3 separate regions of the Homo sapiens genome follow, and regions 1 and 2 are each linked to region 3. A link is a contact called in ENCODE Hi-C or POLR2A ChIA-PET data. All regions are on one chromosome and are shown on one strand. Each heading gives the region's core, a stretch centred on a gene start or an enhancer-like site at or near the end of the contact. The rest is flanking DNA. Distances are from core to core; before and after follow the strand shown.

The links. Hi-C counts contacts between places; a loop is a spot of excess contacts on that map. ChIA-PET counts read pairs that join two places held with the same protein, here RNA polymerase II (POLR2A). Pooled maps may share reads with other maps.
Region 1: a map of heart left ventricle shows a loop between it and region 3 (5-fold over the local background). The contact joins two enhancer-like sites. A Hi-C loop is called at or near these places in 3 of 168 maps with a recorded cell type or tissue (heart left ventricle and heart right ventricle) and 10 of 50 pooled maps. POLR2A ChIA-PET finds 5 or more read pairs at or near these places in 1 of 52 experiments (GM12878).
Region 2: a map of heart left ventricle shows a loop between it and region 3 (10-fold over the local background). The contact joins two enhancer-like sites. A Hi-C loop is called at or near these places in 3 of 168 maps with a recorded cell type or tissue (Right ventricle myocardium inferior, heart left ventricle and testis) and 8 of 50 pooled maps. POLR2A ChIA-PET finds 5 or more read pairs at or near these places in 1 of 52 experiments (H1).

What each region holds. Positions count from the first base shown.
Region 1 is chr22:32,918,379-32,922,282 of GRCh38, reverse strand. All of the region lies in intron 4 of SYN3 (synapsin III), which reads left to right. Among named protein-coding and RNA genes, the nearest start is that of TIMP3, 120 kb to the right of the region's middle. Within about 2 kb of position 1,528, at least 2 of the 41 ENCODE cell types and tissues checked have a DNase peak (open chromatin) inside an H3K27ac peak, as active enhancers do.
Region 2 is chr22:32,849,576-32,853,667 of GRCh38, reverse strand. All of the region lies in intron 6 of SYN3 (synapsin III), which reads left to right. The region is part of intron 2 of TIMP3 (TIMP metallopeptidase inhibitor 3); the gene reads right to left. Among named protein-coding and RNA genes, the nearest start is that of TIMP3, 50 kb to the right of the region's middle. Within about 2 kb of position 2,652, at least 19 of the 41 ENCODE cell types and tissues checked have a DNase peak (open chromatin) inside an H3K27ac peak, as active enhancers do.
Region 3 is chr22:32,526,948-32,530,610 of GRCh38, reverse strand. SYN3 (synapsin III) reads left to right here. Exons shown (of 14, transcript NM_003490.4): 11 at 1,603-1,737; 12 at 2,606-2,693. Among named protein-coding and RNA genes, the nearest start is that of SYN3-AS1, 46 kb to the left of the region's middle. RefSeq lists enhancers at 724-1,223, 1,224-1,725. Within about 2 kb of position 2,115, at least 4 of the 41 ENCODE cell types and tissues checked have a DNase peak (open chromatin) inside an H3K27ac peak, as active enhancers do.

The DNA.
Region 1 (3,904 bases), core at 279-2,778, 390 kb before region 3:
GGCAAAGCTAGGATTCAAGCCCAAGGCAGTCTGGCTCCAAGGCCTGTGTGTGGCAAGGGGCAGAGCTGCTTAAAGAAGCCATATGTCTCCTACTATGAATGCCATGCAAGAGTACAATCGAACAACGACATGGAAGAAAAATATGGAGAGGATCCATGCATCTGACTTTTAGGTGGGGAACAAGGAAAAGTCAGTCACCACTATTGATGGCACCTTGTGCACCAGGGCTGTGCTAAGTGCCCATCATAGATGGTCTTCTTACCTAGTTGTTACGAACTCATGAAATGGCCTAATAATAATGTAGACAGCCAGTATAGCCTGAAGGTTAAGAACACAGTTCTGGAGCAGGCTGCAGGCTGCCTTGGTGGACATCCCAGATTTGCCACGGTGACAGCAGCTGTGTGACCGTGGGCAGTAACTTATCTGTAATACTCCCCCTCCTCCTCCTAATAATAATAATAACAATACCTCCTCATAGGGTTGCAGTGAGGATTACATGAGTTAGTATAATGTGAAATGCTAAACACAATGCCTGGATCAGGATAATCACTAAATTAAGTGTGTAATAATAATTATTATAGCCCCATTTAGAGAGGAAGAAACTGAGTCACAACTGGGACAGTTAAATCATTGTCATTGATTTCATTGCCCCAGATCACACTTTTAGAAAGTAGCACCACTTGGATTTGAACCCAGGTCTCTGATTCTATACCGAGTGAATTTCCAAGTGTCTTCGAATCTTTGTCCACTCCACCAGCCTCTGGTCCTGTTGAGCCCACACCAGGCTGGCGTGAGTGGACACTCAGTCTCTGTACAGAAAGCAGCAGTATGTAGAGATTTCTCCAGGGTGCAGAGTGAAGCTACAGCTCATTCAGGGTACAGTATGGGAGTGTTGCCCTCCCTTAAAAATCTGTTGCTCAGGTATGAGAATTTACCTCTCTGAGCTTCAGTGTTTTTTAATCTGTAAAAGGTAATAATATTATTTTGCATAGTTTTTGTAAGGATGACATGAGATGTCATCTATGAAAAGTTTGTGCATTCATTCCACAAACATTTATTAAGGACCTACTATGTTCCAGGGACCACTTCAGACATTGGGTATTGTATCAGACAGGGACCAGGCAAAAGACAGAATTCACCCCTAAATGGTCTAAATAAAGAGACTTTAAGGAAGGGGCAACTTATGGAGGAGTGTGAGGGGCTAAGGGAACGTGAGGTATTTAGAATCTGACAACAGAAGGAAACCATTATCCCTAGGGGTGAAGGGACAAAAGGAGAGAATAGAATTTCTAGACTAAATCTAGTAGGTTTAATCTAGACTTGAGCAGGAGAGCTGGTCCATTGAAGCTATAACTGGGGAGGAACTCAGCTACCTTCAAAGTCATGGCACTAAAGCACAGTGGGCACTAGAGAGAAGTACCACCCCCTTCTCTCCCTCTGCCTTCCAGTCTCCTGCTGGGGCCTCACTTTGGCCAAAGGCAAGCAGAAACCTTTCAGCAAGGGAGCTGAGTTGATGCTGCCAACAGGGACCCATCTCCTGTAGCTCAGAGCAGGGCAGAGAAGAGTGGAAAAAGCATAGAATGGGGTCAGGAGGGCACAAAAAGAGAATAACTCTTAGGGGACCAGTGGACAAAATAGACCAGGTCCCTGCTTACAAGGTCAGATTCTAGGAGTGCTTTGTAAATGGCCAAGCATTGTACACAAGTTGGTTAAATCACCAGTATTTGCAGCAGCTGTCTTGATAGCCCTCCTTCCTCTGGTTTTTGTCCAAACCCAAACCCAGGGTGGCCAGCCAGCCAGCTCGAGGTGCTTAAGCGCAACCCAGACATCCAGGTTCTCTATTTAGAAAGCAGAGCAGGGGCCATCCCGGGGCATGTTAAAATTCATGCTTTGTGAGTGCCTTCGCTGTTCTGGACCCAAATTCTAGCCTGGCCCCACAAGGGAGAGATAAAAAGGGACAGCCATGTTTATACAGACAGAAGGGATTGCAAATACAGGGCAGGAGAAACCAAGAATGAAAAACACCCGAGGAGGCAGACGTTAATGAGACCCCAATCTAATTACGCAAGTTCTGCTCTCAGTTTCCAGCATTAGGCAACACTAAATTATAGGCACCCGTTCAAACCGCAGCGGCTGATAATGTGCATCCGCTCATTAGAAGGTCAGACCTCAGAGAGGGCTGAAGAGCAGGAGCCAGGAAGCATCAGTAATGCAAGACCTTGACGAAAGGCATCAGAGTCTCTCAGATCCTCCCCCTCCCCAGCTCCCACCCAGGCTTACTGTTTGTAGGGAGGATGTTTGGGGCAAGAGGGAGATGCATGGGCTTGTCCCAGAGGAGGGGATGGTCTATAAAATCTTAGAGTTCCAGAGTCAGAAGAGCCCCTTAGACTTTTCTATGTGTCCCCATTTTACAGATGGGCAAACTGTGACTTAGGGAAGAGAGAAGGGTGGCTTTTCCAAATCCTCCCAGCGTATCAGCCCCTGAGCCACAATGAGCCCTTGACTCCTGAATCTCTATCCTGGGACTTCTCTAACATCCCATCAAGAAACTTAATTTTTATAATAACATTTCTTTACTCCTTATTTCATACATAATTGCCCAGATTCTTCTGGGCTTCCTGAACTTTTAATTTCAAATTCCAGATATCCATTCATTCAACAGAATTTATTAGAGGCAAATTTCGAGTGCCAGGCTCCAGCAAACATTACATAGAACACAGTTCCTGCACTCACTCCCAGGTACCTGTGTGTGTGTTTGGAAAAGTGTTCCCTTCACCTCTTCTAAATGTCTCTGTATGCATTAAGCTGCTTCCTCCTTTCCTTCCTTTCATTCATTATGTGCCAGACACAGAGGGTACAGTGGTGAATGAAATAGACAGTAGCTCCTGTGGAGCTGATACTAGAGTTGCAGAAAACAATCAATAAGTAAGCAGATATGTGGGCTAAGGGCAGGTCATGAGAAACAGGTGAAGCAAAAGCAACAGAGAAGTTGGTATTTGAGGTGTGGGAAGCAGGGAAGGCCTCCTGAGGAGGTGACTTGAGTGGAGAGGAAAACAGAGTGAGCAGAGCGAGCCCCGTGTGTATGGAGGGTGGAGCTTCCCTCTCTCTCAACTTTGGGTGGACATGCACACAGGTAAGTGGCAGCTTGGGGGCCAAATGAGGGGAAGGAGAAAGGCAGAGACTTCCTTGGCTTGGCATGTACCTTGCTCTCATCCATCAAGATTGTGCTTCTGTGCCCGCTTCTCTCCCTCCCTGAAGTTGAATTTGGTGCCCACCTCCGAGCTCACAAAGCATCTAGGACTAGCCCAGGTAGGCGGCCTGGCTTCATGGCACAGAGGCCACCTGTGTAGGCAAAGCAGACCGCCTGGGCTGGATCCCGGCTCTGCCTTCTCCAAGCTGCAAGGCCTTCGATCAGTCACTCCCTATTTCTAGCTCTTGGCCTCCCCACCTGAAGTGGGGACAGAGTCCTCACTTCATAGATGTGGTATGTGTAAAGCATGTCCATGGTGTCTGTGTTACTAGCTCGGCGCTTGCTAGTTCTCCTTCTTCCTGAAACATTTCTGCAGATGTGACCACTCTTACCCATGCACCTCCTACTGAGTTTCTGATCTCATGTCGCCTCCTCAGGGAGACCCTGCCAGACCGTGCTGTCCGCACTCTCTAGGCCCAACTATGCATTTTTTTTCCTTCAAACATTTATCACTGCCTGAAGCGATTCTAGCTAGATCGCTAATACAGAGACATATAATATTAAATAATATAGAGATATAAGATATGCTATTGTATAATTTATTTTGTTGTTTCTTTTCTAGAACAGAAGGTCTAGATAGCCAGAAAGATTGCTTTGTTCCCACTATATTCCCATATCACATATCAGGTTCTCAATAACTATTTGTTCATTGAA
Region 2 (4,092 bases), core at 1,403-3,902, 320 kb before region 3:
AGTAGTTAAAGCTGGTTTAGAACTTCAGACATAAGTGGGTTGTTCTTTTTCAGCTGGGTTCTGCATGCCTCTGGGCCCCTCTTCTTCTTCTTGGTAGCATCTACACAAAGTTCCAAGATGTTAGCTTCCCTTGGAGTGAAGGGACAAATAAAGTAAAAAAGAAGTTTCTGAGTCTGGGGACATTTGCATATTTCTTATGAAATGTCTGGCCTTCACTCTACATTGACAGCATGAGTTGCCTCAATGATTCCAACTATGTCTTGCATGCCTACCAAAGATCAACACTGTTCTGGATGCTGGTGTACATCACGGACTCATTTAAACCCACAAATTCTTATTTACAGACCGACCGAGCTATCACGGCCATGATCTTTCTCTATACAGCAATTTGTCTAGCAGGACAGGCAGAGAATGTAGAAATGGAGCCAGTCTCTGCAGAGGGCTGGATGAGAGTCCTAAGGCAGGAAGAACCACGGGCATTGCAAGAAGAATGGTTCCCTGTGGGCTGGGGGTCAAAGATGCTTCCAGCTAGAGCTTCAAAGGCGAGACCCTGCTATTGCTCATTTGGTTAGACAAACCACTAAAGGAAGGAAGTCCCTGGAGGTCTGCTCTGCCTACAGTCAGGACATGCAAAGCACATGACCAGCGGGTCTCCCCATGGGACCCTCCCAGGACCAGCTGGGACATAATGTCCCCCACGTTCTGTCCCCTGCAGCCAGCTGGAGAGCATGTCTCCGCTACATAAACAATAACTCCTGGCACAGTGGATCGGTTTCTCATGGTCCTGATGGGAGATAAGGTCCCCACAGCTTAGAGCAGCCAGTTCTGGAAACTTTCACCTTCACCCCACAGCCCAGCTAATTTCCAAGTTTGGGATTGCAATAAGCTCTCTCAACATTCTAACACCCTGCTCCCTCACACACACACACATATCGCAGGTCTCTGTGTACTGAAGTGTTCCTGAGAGATGGGTCAGAGGCTCCAGAGTTAGCAGACGGGAGAAGGTCTGCCTGCCTTCCATCAGTGAGAGAAGAGAGAGGTCAGACAGGGCGGCTCGGAGTCTCAGGTTCTCCAAGTTCCTTTAGTCCTGCTCTAAGGAAGCCCTTGCTCACCCCTTCTGACTCTCTAGGGTAGACTGTCTAATCTGCTAGAACAAAGTCTCCCAGGGACCAGTGCCAAAACTCATGCAGGCTTGCCTCTCTGGCCTCTCTCTCTTCCCTCCTACAAAGATTTTTCTGATACACCCTTTGCAGGATATTACAAGTCCAGCCCTACACTGCTGGATGATAAACCAACAAACCCAAACTGACCTCTTTTTGTTCCCTGGGAACTAAAAACATATGGAGTGGGCATTTATATACCCCAAAGTGGGTAGGAATGATGAATCAGCCTGCTGCTCCATACTGTATTATCTCCTTATAGGCAAAGACCCTGTAGTTTTGCTCAGGTTTGCCACTTTGTGGCCATATAATCTTAACAGTTATATGACCTCCCAGGTCTCAGTTGCCTCACCTGTCAAACAGAGGACAAGGTGTTATCTATTTTACAGTGTTAGTATAAGTACTGATCTATGCAAAGACCTAGCAGAATGCCTGGCACTAAGCAATTGCTCAGTAAATGTTAACTGATGCCAAGTCTTATCATAATTATAAGCAGTGTTATCTTTGTATCCCCAGTTCATAGTACAGTACTAAGCACAGAGAGAGGGTGGGAAGGAAGCACGAGAGGATGGATGGACGGACTATTACTTCTAGCCTGTATCTTGTCTGACTTGCAGGCTGGTACCTAGAGACAAGCAGATTCCAGTGGTGTCTCTGGATAGAAGGGCACTGACCAGTTCTATGGATCATGATACCCTCTATGGAGGGTCAGAGTGAATGAAAGGCATGAGATGGTGACTGATGATTAAGATGGCAGGGAGATTTGGGAGTCATATAAAGAACACAGGATTGGGAAGAAATTCCGATGCCTCAGCTTGGGGATCAGATCTGCCCTTAGTTAAATGCTTGACTCTGAGTAAGTCATTTCCCCTTTGCGCCTCTGTCAGAAGTAAGACGAGGGATCCTACATCTAATTCCCAGCACCATGATTCATGAGCTCAGGCGAAGGATGGTGAACCGAAAGCCTAAGCCCACCAGTCTGGGAGTGGGAGTGTGTCTTCTAAGCCCACCAGCCTGGGAGTGGGAGTGTCTGATGCTGATAGGCTAGCAAGTGTTGTTTGGTCTCTAAACAACCACCCGTGGCTGGTCTGACACCAGCAAGGGGGAATGGGACATTATGTCCACAGGAAGGGCCTCTGGTCACCCTGGTCTCCAGGCCCTGATGGTAGGAAGGAAACCAGGCAGGCTTAGGAACTGCTGCCTCCCAGCTATTTCCCTCTCAGCTCTCTGCTGACCACCGAGTGTCTCGTAATGAGGATTGTTCCAGACCAGGCAGGTTCGTGTGTTTTCTGAACCTCTGCTTTGGTCTAATATGCTTTGGCATTCCCGCGCTGTCTGCCAGAGGTTGCAAAGTGGGCTTTTTGCGTTGTTGTTGCTCTTGCTGGTTCCCCACCCCTGCCCATTTTTCTCTCCCCAGGGCTGTCTGAAGACATAAGCTGGTCTCATGACCAAGCTTAGGCAGCCAAGGGCAACTGGCCAGGGCTGACTCTGGACATTACATAACCAGAAGGCTGTGGATGTTTGCAAAATTGAATCCAAAGCAACAGGTTCCACAAAATTAGTACATCCAGCCTCAGGACACAGGAATAAGAAAGCCTGGAGGTTGGCCTTGGGGATGGTTGGGTACCACCGTGGGCTGCGTCACTCCTCCACTCCCTTCTACCTGGACATTGCGGCTTGTCTCCTCTGGGGAGTTTCCAGGCCTGTGGGGTCTCACCCTCATGCCCGTATTAGACAGATAAGCATTCACCAAGTCACTTTTGCATGCCAGGTCCTACCCTAATTGCTAGGGATGCAAATATGAGCAATAAGTTAAAGGGCTGGACAGTTCCTGTGGACCTCAGCACACCCCACATTGAACTTCTGATGAGTCACACACATACCTGCCTCTTCTCTCCCAACCTGACTCTAGTTCCTAAAGATGGAAACTGTATCTCCCTCACGGCCTCCCTGGCTCCTAGCTGGGAGCTCTGCATGTAGAGAGGTGCTTACAAAGATGGGGTGATGAACCAGTTGCTGAGTTATTCAAGGTGAAGCCCCAGTCTTCTGTGCTAAGGCAATCACCAGTACACCCTTCCATTGTATACCACCCGCTCCTCCTTACAAGTAACATGGCCCGCATCCCAGGGTGCTTAGAATGCCTGAGCTAGAGAGGATGTTAGGAGCACCAAGCCCAACCCCACACTGTTAACAGGTGGCAAAACTGCGGCCCAGGAAAAGGGACAAGCCCAAGGTAAGCAGGCTATTTAGGAGTAGAGGTGAGACTAGGAGGCAGGTTCTCTAGATTTCAAATCTGGTGTTCTTTTTCTTAAGGGCATACCTCCTTCCTGTACTTCATGATGTTCATATCCTCAGTAATATGTTTAATGATAAGAATATGCTTAGCAAACATTGCTAACTATCTAGGATGCAAGAAGACAATCAGCTGGGAAAATAGGGAAAGAAGGTGAAGTTCCTGCCTTGGGATGAGGTTCCTGTGATCAGCACAGTTTCCATGTAAAGATTTGAGGGCTGTAAACCTAAGCTGTAACCTCAGTGGCTGCATGAAACCTGTAAGCACTGTTGAGTCCCAGATAGTCAGAGCTCAGAAGAGTTCATAGAGATGATCTAGTCCAACCCCCTCATTTCACAATTGGGAAGATTAAAGCCCAGAGAGGGGCAGTGACTTGACCAAGGTCTCATGGTTACGAGCTAACAAGGCTATCTGCCATCTGGCTCCAGAGCTCAGCTTCCTAACAAGTGCCTTGGAGTGACTCCACCTGCATGGGCTCTTGGACAAGGCAGCCCCATGCCCCCTCCCTACCCATCCCTTTATGCAGCCTTAGCAGCTCCCTCTCCAGCAGGCAGAAGGGCTGGGTCTGGCTGGTGCTTAGACACACACCCCAGTTCCAACCCACTTTGCCTCCCTTAGCCAGGACTCTTCTGGCAAAAA
Region 3 (3,663 bases), core at 866-3,365:
CAGTTCACTGTTGAGAAAAAAAAAAAAAAAAATAGGCCCGTAGAGGAAAAGAAACTTGCCCAAGATCACAGAGCAAATACACAGCAGAAGCCAAGCCTGGAACCCAGGTTCCCTCTTCTCAGTTCCTACCCTGGTGTGCTGTTCCAGTGCTTGGTGGGAATTAGCCTGATGCAGTGGGAGGACCGTGGGTTGCCAGTGCTGTGTCCTTGACCTTGCCACTTCTTTGACCCTCTGCTTCCTCTTGATTACAATGAGGATAATAGTACTGCCTCAAAGAGCTATTCTGAGGTTTATGAGAGATCCTCCACACCCAATGCTTAGAATAGAGCGTAGCACGTAGGAAATGCCCCATAAAATACGGCGCTTCTTAGTATCCTTATCCTTATGAGCCGGGCTTATCACAAGGGCGTCTTATTCCTCCACTAAACAGGTGTCTGTGGAGGGCACACCTGCTTAGCAGGACACGGGGCCCATTCCTAACCTTGGGGGCTCCCAGTCTGGTGGTGGAGACATAGTAAGCAAGGGGTGACAGTGCCGTGGATAAGCTGTCCCGTGTGAAACCAGGTGAGAACGGCAGGATACAGTTGTCAGGTGGCTCGTCAGAGCTTGCACTATCAGAGAGGGCTTCCTGGAGGAAGACCTAGTTAGCTGTTCCCTGTTGGATGAAAGGAGTTGGCCAGGTAAGGAGTGGGTAGAGGGATTACATAAGAACCTGGAGGAGAGAGAAAACCTAATATGTCCAGAGCGTGGGAACAGGGGAGACAAGACGGTGAGTCTGATGGGGTGGCGTGGGTGAATGCAGGCCGCCGACTCCTGCAGTGGAGCAGAGAGGGTGACGCGGCCAGCTGTTCCGCAGATGCGCCAAGGCCTGACAGACACCCCTTCCAGATCTCCCATAGCTTCCCATGCCCAGGGAATCACGTGGAGCATTGGCCTGTGTGACCTTGGGCAAGTCCCCTCCCATCTCTGGGCCTCAGTTGCTCTATTTGTAAAAACAGCAGAAGGGGAAACTCGGATCCCTCAGGTTCCTCCCGATAGAAGCACTTTGAGAACAGCCCAGCTCCCTGTGGAATGCTTTTCCCTCCCGCCTGTGTTTTGCCAGGGCCTCGGAAAACAGGCCTTTCCTCTTCCCTCTTTCCTCTGAACCCTGGGTCAACTCCAGCCCGCGTCATATTTTTGTCATGATCAAGCCCCCACCTTTACTGTTTCTGCTTTGTGGAAAGCAGCCTTGACCTGGGGCCAAAGGAGAGGTGGCCAGCCCCGACCCTGGGAGGGGGCCAGGGTGAGAAAGGAGGGGGCGGAGAGCGGCTCCCCAAAGAAAAGCACAGAAAAGGTCGGCAGAGGCTCCCTGGCCCTTGTCGCATTGCTGTCATCCAGCAAACGTGGGCCGAATTGAACTACCTCCAGGGAGTGGTTTAGACTGAACCGAAGGGAACTGATGTCGCTGCCGGCCAGTCCCAGCTGGAGGTGATTTGCATGGAGGACATCGCCATCTGGTGGTCACTTCTGTCCTGAGCCCTGAGCCCCCACTTCTGGGATGTGATGCCCAACCGCCATCTCTCCTGGCATGGGGGTCCCTCAGCTCTCCCTTCCTCCCCACAGGTAATGGACAGCTCAATGCCGCTGATTGGAGAGCATGTGGAAGAGGACAGACAGCTGATGGCCGACCTTGTTGTCTCCAAAATGAGCCAGCTCCCGATGCCAGGAGGCACAGCGCCCTCCCCCCTCAGACCTTGGGTAAGACCCTCACGATCAAAGGAGACTTTATAGCCATGAGAAATGCCAGGCTGTCTGGAAATGGGGAGCCCCTGGATCCAAAGGGGATACCCCCAGGAAGAAACCACCTTGGGGAGAAGGAATGGGGGTGTGGACGAAGGCCAGACATTGGGGAGAGCTTTCACAGCCTGCCCCAGTAAGTGAATTGAGGAGGCTTTCAGAGGCCCCTTCCCTTCTTCACCATCCTGGGGAGAACAATCTTGTCTCAAATGGCCTTTGGGCACTGTGGGCAGAGATGATCGACTGCTGTCCCTTCTGTGCCCTCGGTGCTGGGCCTGAGCAGGATGTGTGTGCGTGCGTGTGCGAGAGCATATGGACACACAAGCCCTCTGTGTGCTCCCAGGGAACCAGTCAATGGACGCTATTGTGTCTCCCATTTTCCCCAACCTCGATGAGCTCCCACGTCGCTCCTCCCCTCCACAGTTCCCACCATGGATTACCAGACTGCTCTCCAAAGAATTTGCCAGCTCCCCAGCTTTATGTAAAAGCAAGTCCCCAAACTTCCACCTCCCACCCCAGATTTCCCCACAGAAAGTAATCTATGATAACAAACATCAGAATCGTAGTTATTATACTGACGGGGCTGCTGGCTGGGAAGGGGCACGGGGCAGGCTTTATCGCAGAGAATGCCCTCTGTTTTGATCTGGGCAGTGGTTACACCGACGTATACACATATAGAACTTCACTACACTGTATACTCCAGAACTGTACACTTTATGTGTAAGAGTCTCTTCTCAATGATAAAAAGATCTTCATAAATGCTGCCCTCTCACCCAGGAAGTAAAGGGCTGTGGTGATACCAACAGGCTTCTTTTCTCTTCTGCTCTAGGCTCCACAGATTAAATCAGCGAAATCCCCAGGGCAAGCCCAGCTGGGGCCTCAGCTAGGCCAGCCCCAGCCACGCCCACCTCCGCAAGGTATGACCCAGGACGAGCCACTGCAAGAAAGCATGCAGTGAGGGTGCTGAAATGCACCGAGGGATCCACATGTGATTCCCACAAGGGGCTCTGGGAAAATGCACCTGAATACTTTATCCACAGAATGAATGAGACTATGGGGTTGGTCAAACTCTTTAAAAAGTCAAGAAAGGAGAAGGGAAATAGAAGGTTAATTTATTAAGAACCTAATATGCACCAAGCACTGTGCCAGGGAATGTCCCACCTATTTTCTCACTTTTATTTTCCCAGCCGTCCTGCAGTGAAAATGTCATTATTTCCTTTTTTTTTTTTTTCTTTTGAGACAGAGTCTTGCTCTGTCGCCAGGCTGGAGTGCAGTGGTGCGATCTCGGCTCACTGCATCCTCCACCTCCCAGGTTCAAGTGATTCTCCTGCCTCAGCCTCCTGAGTAGCTGGGATTACAGGTGCACACCGCCACGCCCAGCTAATTTTTGTAGTATTAGTAGAGATGGGGTTTCACCATGTTGGCCAGGCTGGTCTCAAATTCCTGACCTCAGGTGATCCGCCCACCTCAGCCTCCCAAAGTGCTGGGATTACAGGCGTGAGCCTTTCTACTGCGAGGTAAAAGTTGAGGCTTTGCCCAAGGAGGCAGAAAATGGTAGATTTACAAGTCTGGCCTTTCAGACCTTTCAAACCTAGGAAGTGTTTATTCATTTCAATGAGTGGTGCCTGATGATAGATTTGTGAGTCGACCAGCTAGAGTAAGAAAGATAGAAAAAGGGAAGATCATCTATAAAACCTTGGCCATTGAAATTCCTCCTCAAATATATTCCAGCATTACTACATTCCACCACTTATTAGAGAATGGACAAACTATTGTAAAAAGATGAAAAGCAATCAGGGCAATGGCTAACTAACTTTCTCAAAGAATATCAGCTGCTCTGATATTCTTGCATGCAGTCTTGAGAGAAATCCGCCCCGTATCCTCTCT